Linked DNA regions of Homo sapiens: region 1 is linked to region 2. Evidence: chromatin loops called from intact Hi-C (ENCODE). Cell type or tissue: Caco-2. All regions are shown on one strand. Each heading gives the region's core, and the rest is flanking DNA. Links, peaks and the distances in the headings are about the cores only. Region 1 has its middle 22 kb from the start of HECTD1. Region 2 has its middle 72 kb from the start of HECTD1.

The links. A loop is a pair of places that touch in the nucleus more often than their neighbours do. Peaks named below come from ENCODE experiments on the same cell type or tissue, not always from the same donor. Only the 100,000 strongest peaks of a DNase experiment are listed, where the experiment ranks them.
Region 1: a loop joins it to region 2, with 7 times the contacts of the local background. A loop is called at or near these places in 5 of 110 quality-filtered maps.

What each region holds. Positions count from the first base shown.
Region 1 is chr14:31,226,730-31,233,072 of GRCh38, forward strand. No RefSeq gene overlaps it. Among named protein-coding and RNA genes, the nearest start is that of HECTD1, 22 kb to the left of the region's middle. In Caco-2, for the core only: no CTCF peak of the experiment used is centred there; a DNase peak (open chromatin) is centred at 3,172.
Region 2 is chr14:31,276,602-31,282,944 of GRCh38, forward strand. No RefSeq gene overlaps it. Among named protein-coding and RNA genes, the nearest start is that of HECTD1, 72 kb to the left of the region's middle. In Caco-2, for the core only: no CTCF peak of the experiment used is centred there; a DNase peak (open chromatin) is centred at 3,970.

The DNA.
Region 1 (6,343 bases), core at 2,215-4,714, 50 kb before region 2:
TGAAACCCCGGCTCGACTAAAAATACAAAAAATTAGCCGGGTGTGGTGGCAGGTGCCTGTAATCCCAGCTATTCAGGAGGCTGAGTCAGGAGAATTGCTTGAACCTGGGAGGCAGAGGTTGCAGTGAGCCACTGCACTCCAACCTGGGCAACAGAGCAAGACTCCATCTCAAAAAAAAAAAAAATATGGCCAGGCGTGGTGGCTCATGCCTGTAATCCCAGCAATTTGAGAGGCTGAGGAGTGTGGATCACCTGAGGTCAGGAGTTTGAGACCAGCCTGGTCGACATGGTGAAAACCCGACTCTGCCAAAAATACAAAAATTAGCCAGGCATGGTAGCAGGCACCTGTAATCCCAGCTACTCGGGAGGCTGAGGCAGGAGAATCACTTGAACCCGGGAGATGGAAGTTGCAGTGAGCCGAGTTCACACCATTGCACTCCAACCTGGGCAACAAGAGCAAAACTGCATCTCAAAAAATAAAATAAAATAAAAATTACTGTGGCCATTCTGGGTTTCTTACGTTTCTATATAAATTTTAAGATTAGGCCGGGCGCAGTGGTTCACGCCTGTAATCCCAGCACTTTGGGAGGCTGAGGCAGGAGAATTGCTTGAACCCAGGAGGCAGAGGTTGTAGTGAACTGAGATTGCGCCAGTGCATTCCAGCCTGGGTGACACAGCAAGACTCTGTCTTAAAAAATAAATAAATAGGCCAGGCGCAGTGGCTCACACCTGTAATCCCAGCACTTTGGGAGGCCGAGGCGGGCGGATCATGAGGTCAGGAGATCGAGACTATCCTGACAAACACGGTGAAACCCCATCTCTTCTAAAAATACAAAAAAAAAAAAAAAAAATTAGCCAGGCGTGGTGGCGGGTGCCTGTAGTCCCAGCTACTGGGGAGGCTGAGGCAGGAGAATGGTGTGAACCTGGGAGGCGGAGCTTGCAGTGAGCCGAGATGGCGCCACTGCACTCCAGCCTGGGCAACAGAGTGAGACACGGTATCAAAATAAATAAATAAATAAATAAAATAAAATAAAAATAAAATAAATTTTAAGATTAGCATGTTAGTTATAAAACAAGACAGCTGATTTTTATAGGGCTTGCATTCAGTTTATAGATCAATTTCAAAAGTATTAAGGTTTTAATAATATCAGATTTTCTAATTTATAAACATAGAATGTGTTCCCATTTATTTAGTCTGCCCACCTCGGCCTCCCAAAGTGCTGGGATTACAGGTGTAAGCCACCACACCCAGCCCTGGATATACATTTTTAAGAGACAGGACCACCATCATTTAAAGTATGTAACTCAGCCAGGCACAGTGGCTCACACCTGTAATCCCAGCACTTTGGGAGGCCAAGGTGGGCGGATCACTTGAGTTCAGGAGTTCAAGACCAGCCTGGCCAACATGGTGAATCCCCATCTCTGCTAAAAATACAAAAATTAGATGGGTGTGGTAGCGCACGCCTGTAGTCCCAGCTACTCGGGAGGCTAAGGCAGGAGAATCACTTGAACCTGGGAGGCAGAGGTTGTAGTGAGCCGAGATGGTGCCACTGCACTCCAGCCTGGGTGACAGAGCGAGACTCCCTCTCAATCAATCAATCAATAAATAGTATGTAACTCAATGATCTATACAGTCTATTTTACCCATTTTCCCTGGTCCCATTAAAAAAAAACAACCACCTGGTAAAATGAGGTTGAAAAAGATTTCTGTATACCTAGGTGCCAAAGGTGAAATTCTTCATCATAAACATTTAAGGATTGAATATTAGCAGGGCTATCAGTTACACTTAGAACACTAAAGTAGTTGTTGGTGATTCATTATAGGTGAGTTTTGGCCTTTTGCTCCTGTCCAAGTTGGAAACACCTTCCACACTCAGGTTTTGTTGGTTAATAAAGTTTTGACCACAGTAATTCCTGAATATTAATGAAAAGAGTGAGTCAAAGTAGTAAATGACCTGGTTAATATGTACTGGTATGATTCAAACTTACTATACAAAGATACTCATTCTAAGGAACTTACTTTGTCCTTCTCAATCTTGAGGAAAGTTAGCTATATTGAGTGTTCTGCAATCTCACTAACCATTGCATAATTTTCCTTATGATATCCTACTTTATCAAGGGGTGGTTAGCCTTTGCCTTACTCTCTTCCAGCTTTTTAAAAACACATTCTTTGTAACCAAATAAAAATGAAATCTGTTTTATTCTTCTTTCACACTCAAAACAAGCTTTTGATATTCTTGGAGTTTTTGTTTTGTTTAGCAAAATCAACCTATGTCCTTTCATTAATGGTCTGGAATCTTATTAGCAAACAAAATTTGCAGGTGGCTTTTATGTTACTGTTAGTATCACACTGTGTACAGAGGGGACATGGAAGACACTAAAAATAACTAATCTAACCTCAGTAAATGTACTGCACTATATGGGCTGAATATTCTCACAGACTTAAAGCTCTGAGTAAGATAGTATTCATTCCTAGAACAAATGATAATTGAAATCTTTATTCTCTTCTCTTTTAGGGTTCCCCACTTCCTCTTTCCCCCTAACCTGGGCATAGCTACAGGGTTTGTGTGTGTGTGTGTGTGTGTGTGTGTGTGTAAAGAAATGACTTGTAGTCTCAAAAAACTAAGCACAGAACCTTCTTTGCATAGTGATTTCTTCTATCATATACATTCTATATTGTCACATTCATGAAATTACAACAGAATTTGTAATAATACAGCAATGGCTGTTCTCCATTTGAACTATTTTAGTCACTGAAAAAAGTGTGGTGCCTCTGTCAAAGATTTACTTATATATTACCAATGGATTAATAGAAATATATTGAATGTTGATTAATTTGTTTCTTCTAGTTCTTTAATTCTAATATTAAGTTTATTTGAAGCTACAACCCATAAGTGTCCAGCTTTTCATTTCTTTCATAAATAAAGCTGGAAGTGATTATAAGTTCATATCCTCATTTGCTTCTGATTGATGCTTCCTTATAGGCTCTTTCTCCCCACCCCTCTGCTCCTCCCCAGTGTTACACAACACTACGGAGCCAGGAACACAATGTCAACTGTCAACGTCTTTCTAAAGGCAGTGGGTGATATTTACACACGTAAGCTGCTGGCACTAACAAGGTGACTGGAGTCAAATGTAAACCACGGGTTTATCATTCCCAGTCAAATATATTGTGCAATGGGGTAGCAATAGGCACTGTGTGAAAGGTTGCCTAACAAGCCGCCAGCCTTAGGATTAGTCAGCTCCTTGCTGTGAGATGTGTGTGAGCGAGATACTGGAGGTCTCTGGTGATAGAAAAGCACGCTGGCCAATGGCAAGAACCAAAAGGAGGGGAAACTCAATTTTTTGGCAAACAATTTGAATCTTAGCAAAAGACCTTTGTTCTCTGAGGTGCAGAGGCTGAGAGGTTACTGAGAAACATCCAAGAAAAGGACGTTCTCTGTGAAAACTTCCCCTCCTATACAAAACTTTATAAACTGGTACGATTTCTGGCCATTTAAATTTATAGTGAAATCAAAACATGTTTCTGGGGAAATCTTTTTTTTCTTTTCGTAATAAAAGTTGTAATTATTATTTTTTTAAGACAGAGCCTCGATCTGTCGCCCAGGCTGGAGTGCAGTGGCACTATCTCGGCTCACTGCCACCTCCACCTCCCAGGTTCAAGTGATTCTCCTGTCTCAGCCTTCTGAGTAGCTGGGATTACAGGTGTGCACCACCACGCCCAGCTAATTTTTTTTATTTTTAGTAGAGACGGGGTTTCACCATGTTGGCAGGCTGGTCTCGAACTCCTGACCTCAAGTGATCTACCCACCTTGACCTCCCAAAGTTCTGGGAATACAGGCGTGAGCAACCGTGTCTGGCCCAAAAATTTTAATTATTAAAAACAACATAAACAGACTATAGGAAATTAGAAAAACAAAGCAAGGAGAAAAACACTCATAATCCCTTTTGCTAAAACCCAACTATATCACAGTAGCATACATTCTTATTATCTGAACTGTTTTTCATGGTTGTAATCACATGGTTATTTTTGTCATGTGATCATTTTTGGTAACTTGTAAGATTATTTCTTTCTATAGGGTGCTACCTAACAATATTTTAAATAACTGAATAATATTCCATTCACCATATGGTTGAACTAACATTCACTTTATTCCAACAAATAGGCTATTTCCATTTTATGTTTTTATTATAAATAACACTGACATAAACATAACTTGAAATACAGCTTTTCTTACGAAAAATTGTTTTAATTTAAGGTGATTTATATTAAGTATAAAGCTTGCATAAAGCATATAAGAAAAGCTTAAAGAAAAATAATAAAATGGTGAAACCTCATCTCTACTATAAATACAAAAATTAGCCAGGCATTGTGGCACACACTTGTAGTCCCAGCTACTCGGAAGGCTGAAGCACGACAATGGCTTGAACCTGGGAGGCGGAGGTTGCAGTGAGCTGAGATTGCACCACTGCACTCCAGCCTGGGCAACGGAGTGAGTCTCCATCTCAAAAAAAAAAAAAAAAAAAAAAAAAAGAAAGAAAGAAGAAAGAAAGAAAAATAATAAAATGGTCCAGGTGCAGTGGCTAATGCCTGTAATCCCAGCACTTTGGGAGGCTGAGACAGGATTGCTGGAGCCCAGGAGTTCCAAGACCAGCCTGGGCAAAATAGTGAGACCTCATCTCTACAAAAAATTTTAAAAATTAGCTGAGCATGGTGGCATGCGCCTGTAGTCCCAGCTACTCAGGAGGCTGACGTAGGAGTATTACTTGAGCCTGGGAATTTGAGGCTGCAGTGAGCTGTGATCAATGCCACTGCACTCCAGCAGTGACTGTACTGCACTCTTGGGTGACAGAGCAAGACTGTCTCAAAAAAATAATAATAATAACAAGAAGAAAAAATAAGAAATAGGTAAATAAAATGAACAGCTGAGTACCCACTTCCAACTTGAAATATAACATATTGCTTGTAATTTAGAAGTCCCCTCTGTGCTTCTCTTTGGTTGCAGCCAGCTCTCTTCCCTCACAGGAATAATCACTAGCCTAAATATTTTGTTTATTGCATTTTTTCATGTTTTAAATTTTTTCTAAGGATAGATTCTTCCTAGGAAAAAAAACATTTTAATTTTGAGACAAGGTCTCACTTTGTCACCCAGGCTGGAGTGCAGTGGTGCGATCATGTCTCACAGCAGCCTCCCAGGTACAAGCGATCCTCCTACCTCAGCCTCGTAAGTAGCTGGGACTATAGGCATGAACCACTATGCCTGGATAATTTTTTTATTTTTTTGTAGAAATGGAGTCTTGCTATGTCGCCCAGGCTGGTCTTGAGATCCTGGGCTCAAGCAGTCCTCCCACCTCGGCCTCCCAAAGTGGCCAGGGGCCACTACACCTGGCCCTTTCTGGGAAAATTTAATAATTAAGGTGAGTTGCGGTGTTATCAAGGCTAGTTTCTGATGTTCAGCTTATGTTTCTACTCCAGAAATTATCAGGCTTGACACACCCAACTGGGCAGGGCTGGCCCACAGACCAGAGAAACATTTGCTTAGTGAGGAGTTATACTCTGATGGCTTTCTGCAGCATGATGGTATTAGGGGTTAGGCAAGAGAATCTTTACCCTGAAGAGGGATGACTCTGGTTTACCTATGTAAGGGTTACCCTCCCACTTCATAGTCCTCCCTCCTTCTCCCCAGTTATTTGGTTTTTGGTTTGTTGTTTGTGTGTTATTGTTGTTTTAATCACTCGTTCATTTAAAAATGGGCAATTGGCCGGGTGTGGTGGATCATGCCTATAATCCCAGCACTTTGGGAGGCCAAGGCGGGTGGATCACCTGAGGTCAGGAGTTCGAGACCAGCCTGACTAATATGATGAAACCCCATCTCTACTAAAAATACAAAAATTAGCCGGGCCTGGTGGCATGCATCTGTAATACCAGCTACTCTGGAGGCAGAGACAAGAGAATCGCTTGAACTGGGTAGGCGGAGGTTGCAGTGAGCTGAGATTGTGCCACTGCACTCCAGCCTGGGCGACAGAATGAGATTCTGTCTCAAAAAAAAAAAAAAAAAAATATATATATATATATATATATATATAATAAAAATAAAAATGGGCAATTCTCTTTACTGAGCATATTGATGTCTGTCTCTGGAACAAATGTCAACATAATCATTTTCATCTTTACCTAACCCCAAAGAATCAGATTGACCAGATTTATTTGTTTAGTTTTGAAAATGGAGAAACTAAAACAGTTTAAAAATAATTGGCCAATAATAGAACCAATAAGGATGGTCGGCTTCCAAGTACTAGTAAAACCACCTCACTAGGGTGTCTGACCAGATTGACCAGATTTA
Region 2 (6,343 bases), core at 2,520-5,019:
ATTTCCTTGAGTTGTGTTTGCTGTTGTGGCCTGATGATAACAATGTTTTTTCTTTCTTTCTTTTTCTTTCTTTCTTTCTTTCTTTCTTTCTTCCTTCCTTCCTTCCTTCCTTCCTTCCTTTCCTTCCTTCCTTCCTTCCTTCCTTCCTTCCTTCCTTCCTTCTTTCTTTCTTTCTTTCTTTCTTTTCTTTCGACAGAATTTTGTTCTTATAGCCCAAGGTGGAGTTCAATGGCACGATCTCAGCTCACTGCAACATCCGCCTCCTGGGTTCAAGCGATTCTCCTGCCTCAGCCTACTGAGTAGCTGGGACTACAGGCGCACGTCACCATGCCCAGCTAATTTTTGTATTTTTAGTAGAGACGGGGCTTCACCATGTTGACCAGGCTGGTCTTGAACTCCTGACCTCAGGCAATCCGCTTGCCTCCTGACCTCAGGCAATCCGCCTGCTTCAGCCTCCAAAAGTGCTGGGATTACAGGTGTGGGCCACCACACCCAGCCCTCGTATGTGCTTTTAAAGTCCTTGTGACAGTGAGTTACAAGGCTTTGACTCCTAGGTCTAAAAAGGACACCAAGTCCTGAGAAATCCTAAACTCTGACAGCAATTAAAGGCTCATCTTCAGGCCTGCTGGAAGATGCCAATCAAAATAAACTGCATTTCCTGTGACACAGGGTCAGAATTTAAAGCTATTCAACTCCACAAGGCCCAGGGACTATTGTGGAAGAGGTGGGTGTGTGACACTGTAAGGGCCAATTTTCAGGAATAAAATAAGTTCAGTTTCTCTATAAGTTAATCAATAATGTGAAAGGCACACTGATGCAAGACCAGCATATGGGCCCCTGTGTCAGATCAACAAGGTTTCTTGAAGCATTAAGTGACTCCTTAATAAAGGTTACAATGTTTATAAAAGGCTTATGGAAGTTATATCTTATGGTCAAGATTAAAATTTTATAGATTGTTTATAAAAATTAAGTCTCCTCAATGAATGAAGGTTTTCACTTTTTTTTTTAATCCCCGAGTTATCACTTTGGTCAAATGAATGAGTTATTTTACAATGAGTGTGATACCAAGTGTTTTAAACCTTTGATATTTGACAACCCAGAATCAAATTATAAATTATGTATTGGCCAGGTGCGATGGCTTATGCCTGTAATCCCAGCACTTTGGGAGGCCAAGGCAGTGAATCACCTGAGGTCAAGAGTTTGGGACCAGCCTGGCCAACATAGTGAAACCCCATCTTTACTAAAAATACAAAAATTAACTGGGTGTGTTGGCACATGCCTGTAGTCCCAGCTACTTGGGAGGCTGAGGCAGAAGAATTGCTTGAACCCAGGAGCCAGAGGTGGCAGTGAGCCACGATCGCACCACTGCACTCCAGCCTGGGTGACAGAGGGAGACTTTGTCTCAAAAAAAAAAAAAAAAAAAAAAAAAAAATATATATATATATATATATATATATATATATACACACACACACACATATATATGTGTGTGTGTGTGTTATGTCTTTTTCTGACCTAATTAATCCTTTAAGATATTAGGTTCCCTAAAGTCCAAAAATGACATAATTTGTCTTATTTGGTATAAAAATTATACAGGAAGCACTGTCAAATATGAAATGGTGTTTGGTTTTCTTTGGGCTGTATTTGTATAAATATGTTATTGGTATGTGTTCCAAAATTATGGGAAACTCCTATAATTCTGATATGACTTAGTATACATTATCAGTGATAATTGTAATCATTATGTTAAATTATTGTCTGCCACAGAGGCAAAAAATTTCCTTGTCAGTTGTGTTTTTTACTATGGCTGCCCTAAAACTTTTTGTCATCCACAGACAATTGTTTTCTTGGTTTGGTCCTCTTTATAAGGTGGCTTTATAATCAATAAAACTCTAACAAGTGCTAACAGGTGCTCTTTTTTTTTTTTTTTTTTTTGAGACAGGCTGGAGTGCAATGGCACAATCTTGGCTCACTGCAACCTCCACCTCCCGGGTTCAAACAATTCTCCTGCCTCAGCCTCCTGAGTAGCTGGGATTACAGGTGCCCACCACCACACCTGGCTAATTTTTATATTTTTAGTAGAGACAGGGTTTCACCATGTTGGCTGGGCTGTTCTCAAACTCCTGACCTCAGGTGATCCACCCACCTCGGCCTCCCCAAAGTGCTGAGATTACAGGCATGAGCCACTGTACCCAGCCTAAAAGGTGCTCTTGAATGCAGGTTTCTGATAACTTTGGAGACTGTGACATCAGAATTGAGGGAAAACTTTCAGGACTCATGGAGAGCTGAAATATTCATGAAAATGAAGTAGACCAGGAATTAACTGCATGGACTGAACTGATAGAGGACTGAAGTAGTCTTTTTGACACTTTGATTAAAACATTTCTGATCCTTTGTTTTGTTTTTTCAGAGTCAAGGAAACATTTCTTTTGAGCTATTGTCAACTTTTAACAAGGAAGTATACTCCTATGAACAAAATTTGGAGCATATTTGTTTCTTTCTACCTGATTTCTCCAGAATTTGGGAACTATTTGTGAGTATTCTTAACTTTTGGCAATATGGTTATTTGCATAAGTTCAATAAGAATCTGTGTTCATTTGTAGTAGGACACAATTGGAGAAACTGGTTATTTTATCAAGGCTTTGACTGAAATGGTGTACTTTCCTTTAAGGAATCAAACGACTAATAGAGCCAATAAAAACCCCTTGGGAAAAGTGGCCTCATACCTTTGTCTACACAGTCCATGTACCGGGTTCCTGACCAGTGAAACAATGTTCCATCGAAGCCAATTTAAAAGACTATGTAAAAAAATTATGGCTGGGCGTGGTGGCTCACGCCTGTAATCCTAGCACTTTGGGAGGCCAAGGTGGGTGGATCACTTGAGGTCGGGAGCTCGAGACCAGCCTGACCAACATGGAGAAACCCTGTCTCTACTAAAAATACAAAATTAGCCAGGTGTGGTGGTGCATGCCTGTAATCCCAGCTGCTCAGGAGGGTGAGGCAGGAGAACTGCTTGAATCTGGGAGGCAGAGGTTGTGGTGAGCCAAGTTTGCATCATTGCACTCTAGCCTGGGCAACAAGAGTGAAATTCCATCTCAAAAAAAAAAATATTCTTGCTGCACTGTATACAAATAATCAGGCCAAGTATAATAAAGCAAATCAGTCCCACTATGATTTGTCTTTAGCAAAAATGGGAAACTGGAGAGAGAAAATTTATGTTTCAAAAACTATAGTTCACCTGTTGTTAGATTCTAGTCTTGCCTAATGTTTTTCAATTTTTATTATTTTCTACAGTTTGGACTGATTTTTTTTTTTTTTTTTGGCTAGAAGTCTTCAAAATAATGTTTTCAATTTTTTTCATTCTTTTTTCCCCCATTTTTCCTAATTTGGAGTCACCAAAAATTAAGCTGTGCTTTCTTAAAGCCCTGTGAACTGAAGCTAGACAACTTAAACTTCAGAAGAAAATAACAGCAACCTATTTACATATATCAGCCACTTTCATACCTGCTACTGATGTATGAACTTCAGAGTAATGTGGCTTATATTGATTTTCCAGGATTCTTCTTTTGTTTCTTGTTGTTTTCCTCCCTTCCTCCTCTTACTTTCTCTTCATAGGACAGGAAACTTCACAACCTGCTAAAAATGAGCTTTCCTAATATCTCTGGACCTACCTGTCTAGGAATCAGATGAAGCCTGAAACCAGAGACTCATTTTCTTCTAAAATGCTTTCTCCAAAAGATTTTTTTAAAAGAGAAGGCGGAAATGTGAAAGGAAACTAAATCTTGGGGCCCCAAAATCACTAAGCTAAAGTGAAAAGTCAAGCTGGTGACTGTTTAGGGCAAACCTGCCTCGCATTCTATTCAAACTCACCCCTCTGTTCACTGAGATAGCCTCTCCAAAGGAGAGGCTAATCAGATAAATGCCTCCTTTGGAGAGGCTAATCAGGTAACTCAAAAGAATGCAAACATTTGTCTCTTATCTACCTATGACCTGGAATCCCCCTCCACACTTTGAGTTATCCCGCCTTTCTGAACCAATATTTATCTTACATATGTTGATTGATGTCTCATGTCTCCCTAAAATGTATAAAACCAAACTGTGCTCTGACCACCTTGGGCACATGTTGTCAGGACCTCCTGAGGTTGTGTCACCAGTGTGTATCCTCAACCTTGGCAAAATAAACTTTCTAAATTAACCGAGGCCTGTCTCAGATACTGGTGTTCACACAGCCATCCTGGTGGATGTGAAGTGGCATCTCATTGTGGTTTTGCATTTCCCTAATGATTAATGATGTTGAGCATCTTTTCATTTGCTTATTGAGCATCTATTATATTCCTTGAAGAAATGTCTATTTAAATCCTTTACCCATTTTTAAATTGGATTGTCTTTTCAGTATTGAGTTTTCTTTTCTTTTATTTTCTTTAAAATAGAGGCAGGGTCTCACCATGTTGCCGAGGCTGGTGTTGAATTCTTGGAGCTCAAGTGATCCTCCCGCCTCAGCCTCTTGGAGTTCTGGGATTACAGGCATGAGTCACCACCCCCGGCCTTCAGTGTTGAGTTTTAAGAGTTCTTGATATATTCTGGATATTAGACTTTTATTAGATATGTGATTTGCCAAGTTCTCCCTCTCATTCTGTGTGTTGCCTTTTCACTTTCTTGATGGTGTCTTTTGAAGTACAAAAGTTTTTAATTTTGAAGTCCAATTTATCTCCTTTTTCTCTGGTCACTTGTGCTTTATGTGTTATATCTAAGAAACCATTACCAAATCCAAGTCACGGAAATTTACGTCTATATTTTCTTCTAAGAGGTTTACAGTTTTAGCTTATATTTAGGTCTTTGATTCATTTTCGTGTAACTTTAGTATATGTGTGAGGTAAAGGTCCAATTTCATTTTTTTTGCATGTGCCTTTCCAGTTGTCTCAGCATGTAACTGACTTCTTGATAAGTAGCTTGGTTGAAATCTGCTTGAGCAAGTGAAAATAAATAATGTATTTGATGAATAAGAGCTACTGCTGTATTCATTGCAATGCTGAGTCTGGAATTCAGGAATTTGGGGCACTGTAGTGGGTAGAATGACGGCCCCTAAGGAGGTATGTCCGTGTTCCAGAACCTGTGAATGTGATTTAATTTGGAAAAGTAGGCTTTTGTAGGTATAATAATTAAGGAACTAGAGAGGAGATTATTTAGGGCCCATCCTGAATTATTCTGGTGGGCCCTAAATCCAATTAAAATTGTCCTTATGAGAGACACATAGAAGAGAGACAGATGGAGGAAACCTTGTGAAGATGGAGGCAGAGACTTGGAGTTATGGCGCTAGAAGCCAGGGAATACCTGGAACACTAGAAGCTAGAAGAGGCAAGAAAGAATTCTTCCCTAGGGCCTTTGAAGTGAGCCTAGGCCTTGATTTCAGACTTCTGGCCTCCAGAATGGGGAGAAAACAAAATTTTGATTGCATAAAGCCATTGGATTTATGGTAGTTTGTTACAGCAGTCCTAGGAAACTAAAACAGACACTTTTAAATGCTTATAGAAAAGATGATTATGGGCCAGGCATGGTGGCTCATGCCTAGCACTTTGGGAGGTGGAGGTGGCTAATCACTTCAGGTCAGGAGTTTGAGATCAGCCTGCCAACATGGTGAAACCCCTCTCTAAAAATACAAAATACAAAATTAGATGGGCATGGTAGTGCACGCCTGTAGTCCCAGCTACTCAGGAGGCTGAGGCAGGAGAATCACTTGAACCTGGGAGGTGGAGGTTGCAGTGAGCCGAGATGGTGCCACTGCACTCCAGCCTGGGCAACAAAGCGAGACTCAGTCCCCCGCCCCCCCCAAAAAATCCAGCCGTTCCTGAAGTCGTCACATGCCCTATCATACCTCAAAAGAAATTGCTTTGATTGGACGCGGCGTCTCACACCTGTAATCCCAGCACTTTGGGAGGCCGAGGCGGGCGAATCACCTGAGGTCAGGAGTTTGAGACCAGCCTGGCCAACATGGTGAAACGCCATCTCTACTAAAAATACAAAAATTAGCTGGGTGTGGTGGTGCATGCCTGTAATCCCAGGTACTCGGGAGGCTGAGGCAGGAGTATCACTTCAACCCAGGAGGCGGAGGTTGCAGTGAGCTGAGATCGTGCCACTGCACTCCAGCCTGGGCAACAGAGTGAGACTCCGTCTCAAAAAAAAAAAAAAAGAATTCATAACTACTCCATTATTCACACAATGAGATACGCTAAATAGGTTATCAAGAAAAAACAATGAAAACTTCCAATCTTTTAGAATAGAATGGGCTGGGCGAGGTGGCTTACACCTGTAATCCTAGCACTTTGGGAGGCCGAGGCCTGCAGAT